Regions from separate parts of the Homo sapiens genome. Here region 1 is linked to region 2. A link is a loop called in an ENCODE intact Hi-C map of the cell type or tissue named here. Cell type or tissue: CD4-positive, alpha-beta T cell. All regions are shown on one strand. Each heading gives the region's core, and the rest is flanking DNA. Links, peaks and the distances in the headings are about the cores only. Region 1 overlaps RYBP (RING1 and YY1 binding protein). Region 2 overlaps RYBP (RING1 and YY1 binding protein).

Region 1 (5,386 bases), core at 238-5,237, 61 kb after region 2:
TAGTCGGCTTTGGCATGTGTGGTAGGCAGTTCGGATTCATTGCCACAGTGTCATGAAGTCTTGTGCGTATTGATGATATTCTGCCAGAAGCTGTTTTTGATCCATAACTTACTTAATTGGCTCTTCCCCTGTGGTGTTGCTTCTAGGCCCCGGCTGAAAAACGTGGACAGGAGCACTGCACAGCAGTTGGCAGTAACTGTGGGCAACGTCACCGTCATTATCACAGACTTTAAGGAAAAGACTCGCTCCTCATCGACATCCTCATCCACAGTGACCTCCAGTGCAGGGTCAGAACAGCAGAACCAGAGCAGCTCGGGGTCAGAGAGCACAGACAAGGGCTCCTCCCGTTCCTCCACGCCAAAGGGCGACATGTCAGCAGTCAATGATGAATCTTTCTGAAATTGCACATGGAATTGTGAAAACTATGAATCAGGGTATGAAATTCAAAACCTCCACCTGCCCATGCTGCTTGCATCCCTGGAGAATCTTCTGTGGACATCGACCTCTTAGTGATGCTGCCAGGATAATTTCTGCTTGCCATGGGCATCTGGCCACCAAGGAATTTCGCACCCTGACGATTACTCTTGACACTTTTATGTATTCCATTGTTTTATATGATTTTCCTAACAATCATTTATAATTGGATGTGCTCCTGAATCTACTTTTTATAAAAAAAAAAAAATCTGCTGTGCACAATTTTCCATGTACATTACAACTGGTTTTTTGTTTTTGTTTTGTTGCCGGTGGGGAGGGCTGGGAGGGGGAGGGAACTTTTATTTATTGTGTTCACAAACTCCATCCTTTCAGCATATCCTTTTAAGTTTAGTTCTTTCTTCCAGTTATACTATGTACTATCAGTTTTGATATAACTATATATATATAAATATAAAATTATATATAAAGGGTTATTTGAAACCAATCCATGGCAACGCTGGTGCTTGATACACTGTGAAGTGAATACAACATTGAACAGTTACAGATCTGGGACAGTCCCTTCTATGAAAGTGCTGAAATTTAATTAAAATCAGTCTTATATGAAGTATGTTCCAATCCATGTGGGAACTTGACTCTCTCATCTGTCTAAAGAGTACTGGACGATATAAAAATATATATTTTTTAAACAATGTGATCTCAAATTTAAAGACTGCTCCAGATAGCCTGCATTTGCAATGGAATAACTGACAAATCACAAGTGGTTTAGTTGGGCAGGGCTTTGATCATTCAAAAGTAACTAAAGTAGCTCCAGAATGCCAAGTATTCGTGTAAATTACGGTTACATGTTATCATTTGCTGTTCTTACATAAGCACTCATGAAAATATGGTATTCTGTAACTTGAATTCCATCCATTTTCCAGACCTCTACTCATGTCTGAGGTAAATCTAGAAATTGTCTTAGTTTTAGGATTGAAACAGTCTATAAACTGTATTTTTGGTCCATCCAGGAAGCTAGTCCCTTGTTTCTCCTTTCTACATGACATTGCAGTGGTGGTTTCTGTAATTAAAATTTGTTTGCCTCATGTCCCTTTGTCTGATAAACCTTCACTCTACCGATTCAGTTGTGAGCATTCTTTTTTTCCTTCTCAAAACCTACTATGATTTGTTTTACTGAACAAAGGTTATCAACCACACATCCAGTCCTGACATGGAGCTTTTCAGTGTTTGGAGACATTTCTCAATCCCCTGCTGTGGTAGGAACTCCAGTGGTGAACGGCTTGCGCGCCTGCAGCCAGAGTTGCAGGGAAAGCTCGTACTTACTGCGAGCAGCATGTAATCTTTTTTCTTCCTGGACATAAAGATAGCTTGAGTAAACTGTTCTATTTCATTCTCTTCACTCTTTTTACTGTCTTGCAAAAAAAAAAAAAAAAAAAATAATCAAAGACCACTAATAAGATTCCACCTCTCCTTATTAAAATAATTTTTTAAAATTTTGTTTTGCTTTTGTTTGGATGTGGGGTCTCTCTTCTATTTGACTTTTACATTTAGATACAGAGTTTGTAGTACTTCAGAGACATTTCAAGCATGAGAATTTGAGGTTACCTCTCTTTATTTGACCTTTAGGGACTCACGGGAGGGCAGCCTGATTTGTAATGAAGCACCACATTTTGGTGTTAAAAACCTGGTTTGCTTAATAATAGCAGTAATTTCTGTCTGTGGAGGCAACAAATAAAAAAATTAACAGCTTGAATTGAGTAGCCAACAGGAAAGGTTCCTTTCACATTTACATTAAAACTATTCTGTAGTCACTAATGTACCATAATTTAAATTCTTTTCTCAAAGGTATAGATTATAAAGCAGTGCCATTTGTTGCTGTGGTCCTATTCTCAAATGCATGGACAATGTTCCCCCCTTTTTAAAATAATGCTTGTGTCTGGGATGCAAGCTTTGCTTATCTTTTTAAATACATTTTTAAAGTATTTATTAATGAACCAAAGGAAATCAGATGCTTTCTATAAGCATCAGAATATATAATACATAGTGATTTGACTATGAATTTTAAATCCACATTTTAATATTGGTGGGATATTGCAAAGACATTCCTTCTAAAGTTTTAATATTCCTTTTATTAAGGGTCTCAGGGAGGGTAAATTAGTCAGCCATATTTATTTTCCAGAGGTTTAAGAAATTGCTGTTTTTAACTTTTTGAAAAAACTTAAATGCCACCAAACTCATGTAGGTTGCACTGCTTATTGAACCAATAACTGTTGGTATGCACTTTGTTCAGACACACTGTGTACTTTTTCAAAAACTAGTTTCATGTAAAGTGATTGGACCCCATAGATTAGTGGAAAAAGCTGATTAACCAGCTACTCATAGGCTGCTAATTCATTCATGCCAATGTTTTGGTTTTTCAGTTTTGCCTCCGTGATAAATTAAAGAATGGGGAGGGGTGAAGGAAGGGGAAGAAGATTGCTTTAGAACAAGTGGCATGAAATTACCATCTTTGTAGAAACCGCAGCTAACAGTGGGAGTTATCTAAGCAATCAGATGTTACAGGGCCAGCCCTTTAGCTGCTGTGGTGTATTCTGTTGGGTAGTGAGGTAGTAGGTACTTTATAGACTTTTAATTTTGGAAATTGATGACATCCCTCAGGCATGTATTCTGGAAATGGAATTCCTGTAACTTCCTGTGTCTGCAGTATGCCCTACAATTAGTAGGCAGCGTGTAAAAACACTAGTGTAGATTATAAAGATATACATTAAAAGAGGACCAGAAATACTTGGTATTCAGTGGCACAGAAAGCAGGTTAAACAAACAAAAAGCACAGTGTTACGCTTGCAAGTTTCCATTTGTTTTAATACCACGCAATCTTTCACACTCGTGCGTGTGCGCGCACACAGAGCTTACCTGACTTGCTCTGCTTGAGTCATGCAGTTACAAAAAAAAAGACATCTTGACACCCACACAATATTCTAATCAAAACCTTTCAGTTTCAATCTGGATATTTAAAAACATTGGCAGAAGCTTCTGTGAGTTTAGTTCCACTAAGATGTTTCACCTGCCTTATCAAGACCATTCTCAGTCTACTTTTTTAAGCTACCGTATCTTAAATTATTGAAAATTTATTAATTGCTGAATATATAATAACCTTTGCTTGTATGTAACCGAAAATGGTTTAAGAGCCAACATTTAGAGTATGACAATGGAGCTGAACAGTTTTTAATGCGCAAGCAGTTCTGTTCTTGTGTATGACTTGTAACCTTAATTTACTGTGTAAAGATGGTTACATTATTTCCTTAGCTTTGTTTGTTGGAGACAAATAGAGAATGCTTGTTAAGTATGTCAAAACAATCTTATCTTGTGAATTTTTGTTAATGTATTATACGAGCTATATTTTTCATTTGCCCAGAAAGACAGCTTGTATAACGCTTTTGGAAGTTTCTGCTCTGTAATGTCTTTAGAGCTGACAGTCTGTTAGGTTTGTTTTTTTCTTCATGCTAAAGTGTCAGTTGGTGGTTTTGTGAACTGGTCAAAAATTCACAGGTCTTAAATGTTTTGGGGGAAATTTATATTGGACACTGCTCTTTGTCTAGCAAATAAAAGATGTTAATATATTCCTGTTACTGGCATGTGCACGACTATGTTATTAGAAGCCACTTTATCATTTTCCTGCTTTAAATAGAAATGTCTATTTATGAATTCTGCTTGTAGTTTTTTCACAAATAAAATAGTAAAATTTACATTGGAAATCTTTATTTTTGTGTGTATAGATTTTAGCCTTTAGAATAATAGTTAATTTTTAATCTGTGGAATATTTCCAATGTGAATAGGAAGCTCACTTTGTATTTTAGAACTTGTTTATCAGAAGCTGAAATAGCTGGGTATCTTAAGTACATACCTCAAAGATGCAAAAGGAGACATAATGGGGCAAAAGAATCACCAAAATTTGAAAGAAAATGAACTGTCTCCTAAGTGTAACCTTTGAGATAGATTGCAATGATGTAAAGGAAGGAAATGGGATTTAAGGAAAGAAAATGGAGATGATGCTAAAATATGCTAATTGAGGACTGAAAATCCTCAAAAGACAACCCCTGTTTCTGGCCAACTGGATTTAGGTCAACTATGTCTCAGAGATGTGAATAAAGTGTGTTACTAACCTAAAAGCCACACAAGCTCACTTATTGCCCCATGCGAGGGAGACTCCTGCCTGCTGCTGCAGGTGCTGAGGCATACCAGTCTATAACCTTCCAAAGAATTAAGAAACCACTTAAAACATGTCAAGATCCATCCCCGATTATTTTGTCCTGGGTCTGCACCTGAACTAGCACTGGAAGGAAGAGAGTGTAAATAGCGCAGGATGTTGAGTTGAAAATGGGTCTGTTCTGATAAAACAGCAAGTTCCATTCTTCGTCCTCATTTTTTAGTACTGAACGTGACCCAAGTTTGGCCCCTCAGAAGTCTTGGAAAGGATCTGGAAGGGTTGAAGGACAGGGATTGGATGGGGTCTCTCATGTTTCCCACAGGCCATTTTGGATACAGACGTGCGATCTGCTAACCCCATGCCCCTCTGCTTGCTTTTGTGCCTGAGGAGTTCACTGTGAGGGCCCCCACTGCTGGTGGCACTGGTACCATCCTTTGGAGGAGGATGGGAATTGTCTCCCATACCAGGTGTGGACCAAAGCAAGCACTTGGTCTTTACAGGGGAGGCACAAGGAAGAGTCGTTTCTTTCCAGTTGTGTGGACGGAAAGGGAGGCAAAAAGGTTTTCTCTAATCCTCAGCCAAACTCTAGTGTTAACACCAAGTGTCCAGATCCCCATTGAGAAATCCCATGGCTAGAGTGTGACAGGATCATGGAAGCAGCTCTTGCTCAATTATTCTTGATCAAGGGTGGAATGACGACTTCAGCCAGCAAGGGCCCAGGCTTGTGCTCTCTGATTTCATAGCCCT
Region 2 (5,386 bases), core at 294-5,293:
CTATGTATACAGTACACAGTAAATACTGTATGTACCACTGCCTATATACAGTATACTCCACAGTGAGTGAAACAAGCCAGACTCAGAAGCATACATACTGTATGTACCACTTTGCTTAGTAGCCACAGTGTATGCACCATGGTACATGCATATACTTCTGAATCTGGCTTGTTTCACTCATGGTTAGGTGTGCAGGATTCATCCATGTTGTTGTGTGCAGTTCTTGCTTATTTTACCAGTCTGTCTTATCCTGAGAATATCTTTGACATTCAACTCTGCATGCAGACCCTTCCTTACACGTTCTAGAGAGAGGACCTGTCTTCACCCTGTGTTTATTACCCACATACTTGAACAGCTGTTTCCTCCAGGCATCATTATGCAAAAGGAATGAAACCCGGTGTGTGCAGCTTTTTTAGAGGACGTAAAAGGAGTCAGCTCTTGCCTCTCATCAATAGTATTGTTTATCAGTCATTTCTCTTTTGAGGCATTGGTTGAATAAATGGGAAAATTCCTGCTTTCAAGGAACTTAGCAGACTTGTTGACAGATAAGACCATAAGAAGAAAGCCAGTGAAGTACCCAGTGATGTGAACGCCATGGTATGAGCAAGTACATAATAGAGACCACAAGTGCTTTTTAGAAGTTAGAGATAGTCATTCTCTGGGGCTTCCTCAGGAAAATCCTCGCTGAATCTGGGATCTAAACTGGGCCTTATGATTCTTGGATATAAGGTTTGTTGTATAGGTTGATACAAGTTACTTATTAATAGTTGTTTGCCCCCCTCCCTTTCACTATCTTTAGGTGATGATGTCCACACCTTTCCACATCTCCTCAGGAGCTGGTGATTCCCAGATACTATTTGTTAACCTGCATCACCACTCCCATGCACACGAACACAGGACAAACAAATCCAGCTGCTTCCTGGCATCTCTACTTGAACAACTTAAAGGCAATTCAGATCCCACAGGGTGAAAAGCTGAATTCATCTATCAGAGTGTTTTCTAAAATCCCAAGTAGATTATGTCCCATTCCTGCTTAAAATGATCTCCTGATTCTCATTGCCTTTTGGATAAAATCCAATCCTGAGTATCAACAAGGGGCTTGTGATTTGGTCCTTTTCTGTGTCATTCTTTAGAATTTCTGGAAGCAGCCTATCATCGCTCCGTCTGCCCTCCATACACAGCGTTTGTGTGTGTTATGCCAAACTGCTTGGTGTTTTCCAACCGTGGACCATGATATCTCACTTCCTTAACCTTACCTTCATATGCTTTTCCTTTGTGTCTTCTTCTGAAATGCTTCTTCCTTTTGTCCAGGCTGACTCCTGTTTGTCTGAGACTTGTGTCTCAGGAAGCCTTTCCGTTCCCCTCCAGTCATTCATACCTCTGTCATAACACATAGACTGTATTTTTAATTTGATTTCCAATCTGTCTCTTTTAGGTTGTCACCTTTTTTGAGGGCAAGACCTTTTTGTTTCATGGCTTTAGTTTGCTGTGTTTGTTACAGTGCCTGGCATTTGGTAGGGGTTGAGTAAATGTATACAGAATAAATGAAGCCTGGGAGAAGGAGTTCCAGTTAAGAGTTCTAATAAATAACTGTTTTTTCAAAATCTTGGGGCTTTCATCTTGTGTGTTGAATGTTACTGGATTAGGGGAAAGTTGTCTTTATGAAGTGGGCCCTTTAAACTAGTATTCCTGTTTTTCTGTTATAGTTCCCTACTCCCCGCCCCACACCCCCTCTAAAAAAAAAGTACTAGAAGTTACACACAGAACTGTAGCCTTGGAGGCTGTAGGCAGTGCATTTAAAGTACTTCTGGAGTGGTTTTGAGCTTCAGAGCATTGACACACTTCCCTAAATAACTGTGACAATTCTTTCTATTTGCTGTTGCCCATCGGTGATTTCAGTGGCCAGTAGTCATACTGGAAAGTCTGATAATAAAGCAGGGGATCAGTCATGTGGTACCAAACCAGTTGTGGGGAATGTTAGATGTGTTAAGATGTGATTAGCAACGACATTCCTGTTTGTAAACTGGCATCTATGGCGGTTTAAAAATGGTGGCAAAACCATTTTGAGTATTGTTGGAAATGTTATCTGTTCTGCCGTGTTAATATACCTATAAGTTGGTAGTTGCATCTTGTACCCTTGATAGTCATACTTTGTACATTGTGTATGCCACTCTTCTGTTGAGTAATTTGGATTAATTACTTTGGAGATTGAAGTCTTGACTCATTCACTTCACTCATTTATTTAGCTGTATTTTCAGTTCCATGCAATGAGTGACACAGACTGTGCTGCCAAAAAGGAATTCTCAGTAAGGGCAATGCACATAAATTACTGTGTTACTCAGAAATCATGAATAGTTGAGATCACAAGGTAAATGGTAAAAATTTTGTTTTTAAATAGGATTAAATATGACTTTCTCTCCTCCTTTCTCCCTCTGTCAATTTAGGAAATCTACTTAAATTGTCCTGTGGTTGGGAAAAGAAACTAGTGGAAGGAATATGTTAAAAAAGCATCTTTCTTAAAATGTATTCAAAATATTTTTCTCTACAATTTAAGAGCATTAGCAAATACAACCTAGGATGAAACTTTAACAGCCTTTGAGAGGGACAAGAAATGAAATTAAGGGTGATATATGATGCCAGTATCATCGGTGTATTGGGTCTCATAATACATACAATACATGGTAGTTAGTCATAGGGAGAAAACAAACCTGGTGGCTGCTTTCTAAGAACAAATCAGATTTCTTGTGTAGCTATGTGGTTTAACTGTTCTTGCCCTTCTTTTACAAAACTAAACAGGTTTAGTATCATAAGTGCTACAGAAATAGTCAAGATTGCAATAATTAGGAATCTAGCTCAAACTACCTTAAGTCAAAAAAGCCAAAAATTTATTGGCCCACGTAGCCAATGAGAGAAAGTTGATGTTTAAACTCAGGGAAACGGGAAGAACTGCAGGAATCAGAACTCCTGTCACTTGACTAGTCCCTAGATTAAAACAGAAAAACAAATAAACAAATGTCACCCATCATCCTGCCATTCAGAATTATTTATTGAGCAGTTTGTTCATTGGACTTCACGTATTTGAGTAACTACGGTTTTCCAGGTGCTTTGCTTTAATAATGATATTTCACTGAATTTTCAAAACGATGGTTCCCTGTGGTAGTGGGAATTATGCTATGTGTTATATGAAACAAAGTAAGTTTGATTTTTAAAGGCGTGTATTCTGGCCTGTTGGTTGATAGAGTTCATTTTGATTTCTTCTTCTAGGGGAGAAGTTTTATGAACACTTAATGGTTTTAGAGTTCTATTTGTAGAAAATAAAGATAAAATCCAGATTTATTTCAGGATTATTTTCATTTTGGGAAGAACCAAAACATTGGATTCTTAATATCTATAGCATAATTAACTTTGCCCAAATCTTCCATTAAAGAATAATTATGTATACAAGAGAACCCACATGTAATATTTTTGTTCTAAATTTGTTTAGAGTGCTGGTTCTCAAACTTTAGCATGTTATCAGAATCACTTGGAAGAAGACTTCTTCAACACATTGCTGAGTCCCATTCCCAGAGGTTCAGAAAATTAGATGTTGACATTTTCAAAGTGAACTTAAGAGAAGTAAGTGGTCTGCATTTATAGGAACCATGTTTTTGGCATTTGAGGTGATGCCTTAATTGATGAAAACATTGTGCAAAGTATAGGAGTGTTTATAAATTAGGGAACCATATCAATTAAACTCTTATCTTTTTGCATTCTAAAATCATCTATCTTGCATTATTAGCACTTAGGATTGGATTTCAGATATGTTTAAAAAAAAAAAAAATCTCATTTCTGGCTGTGATGTGGTGGCTCATGCCTGTTATTCCAGCACTTTGGGAACCTGAAGCAGAAGGCTTGCTTGCTCACAGTTAGGAGTTTGAGACCGGCCTGGGCAACAAAGTGAGAACCCGTCTTTACAAAAATAAAATTAGTTGGGCATGGTGGTGCATACCTGTAATCCCAGCTACTTGGGAGGCTGAGTCAGGAGGATCCCTTGATCTCAGGAGTTCGAGGCTACAGTCATCTATGACTGCGCTCCTATACTCCAGCCTGGATGACAGAGCAAGACCTGGTCTCAAGAAAAAAAAAAATCCTATTTTTTTTTTGCATTGCACAGCGGAGAGATGGAACCAGGTCTTATAATCAGTAAACCAATATTCCAGTAAAAAGCCTGCAAAGAATGCAAATAAGTAATAAAATAACTACAAATTAAGTCAGTAAATATGAGAAATGTATAGCCTACCCATTACTCAAAGGAATACAAAGTAAGATAACTTTTTTTTTTTTGGCAAATCAAGTTTTAAAGATTAAAAAAATAACTTCAGTGAGACTGAGAGATAGGCATTCTAATAGACTCTTTGCGAGTATGGGAGTTGATTTACATTTTCTGACTGCCAGTACGGCAGTTAGTATCAAATGCCTTTGAAATATTTGTACCCTGTGATCCAGCAACATAACTTCTAGGAATTTGCTTGACCTGCTTATAAAAATTTCTGTTACGAATTACGTCATTATTACAACAAAAAATTGAAAATGACTTAAATAGGGATCCTTAGGGAATTGCCAAAATTATGGAACCACCATGATGGAATATTTTGCAGCTGTTAAAAATGTTTGGTAGGTTTTCATACCTGTCATTTGTTTTTTTTTTTTTTTGAGAGGGAGTCTCTCTCTGTTGCCTAGGCTGGAGTGCCGTGGTGCGATCTTGGCTCACGGCAAGCTCCACCTCCCGGGTTCACGCCATTCTCCTGCCTCAGCCTCCCAAGTAGCTGGGACTACAGGTGCCCGCCACCACACCCGGCTACTTTTTTTGTATTTTTAGTAGAGACAGGGTTTCACCGTGTTAGCCAGGATGGTCTCCATCTCCTGACCTCGTGATCCGCCTGCCTTGGCCTCCCGAAGTGTTGGGAGTACAGGCATGAGCCACCGTACGCAGCCCATACCTGTCTTTTTTTTTTTTAAGTTTTCAGATCTGCCACACATTGCTGGTGAGAATATAAAATCGTACATTCCACTTTGGAAAATAGTTTGGCAGTTTCTTACAAAATGAAACATATACTTACCATATGACCTAGCAGTTGCCTCCTGAGCATTTATGCCAGAGAAATGAAAGCTAATGTTCACAAAAAAAACCTGTCCACAGCTTTATATGTAATAGCCCAAAACTAGAAAAAACTCACACGTTCTTCAGTAGGTGAATGGTACATTCATACTATGGAATACTATTCAGCAACAAAAAGGAACAAACTATGGATACATAGAATAACTTGGGTGGACTCCTGGGGCTTTATGCTGAGTGAAAAAAGCCAATCTTAAAAGGTCTCGTACTATAGGATAATTTCAAGAATTA

Evidence for each region. A loop is a pair of places that touch in the nucleus more often than their neighbours do. Peaks named below come from ENCODE experiments on the same cell type or tissue, not always from the same donor. Only the 100,000 strongest peaks of a DNase experiment are listed, where the experiment ranks them.
Region 1: it touches region 2 in a loop (2.7-fold over the local background); 15 of 110 quality-filtered maps call a loop at or near these places.

The regions. Positions count from the first base shown.
Region 1 is chr3:72,373,398-72,378,783 of GRCh38, reverse strand. It overlaps RYBP (RING1 and YY1 binding protein), which reads left to right. Exons shown (of 4, transcript NM_012234.7): 4 at 147-4,187. The coding sequence ends at 399. Among named protein-coding and RNA genes, the nearest start is that of RYBP, 71 kb to the left of the region's middle. In CD4-positive, alpha-beta T cell, for the core only: no CTCF peak of the experiment used is centred there; a DNase peak (open chromatin) is centred at 2,953.
Region 2 is chr3:72,434,706-72,440,091 of GRCh38, reverse strand. All of the region lies in intron 1 of RYBP (RING1 and YY1 binding protein), which reads left to right. Among named protein-coding and RNA genes, the nearest start is that of RYBP, 9.2 kb to the left of the region's middle. In CD4-positive, alpha-beta T cell, for the core only: no CTCF peak of the experiment used is centred there; no DNase peak of the experiment used is centred there.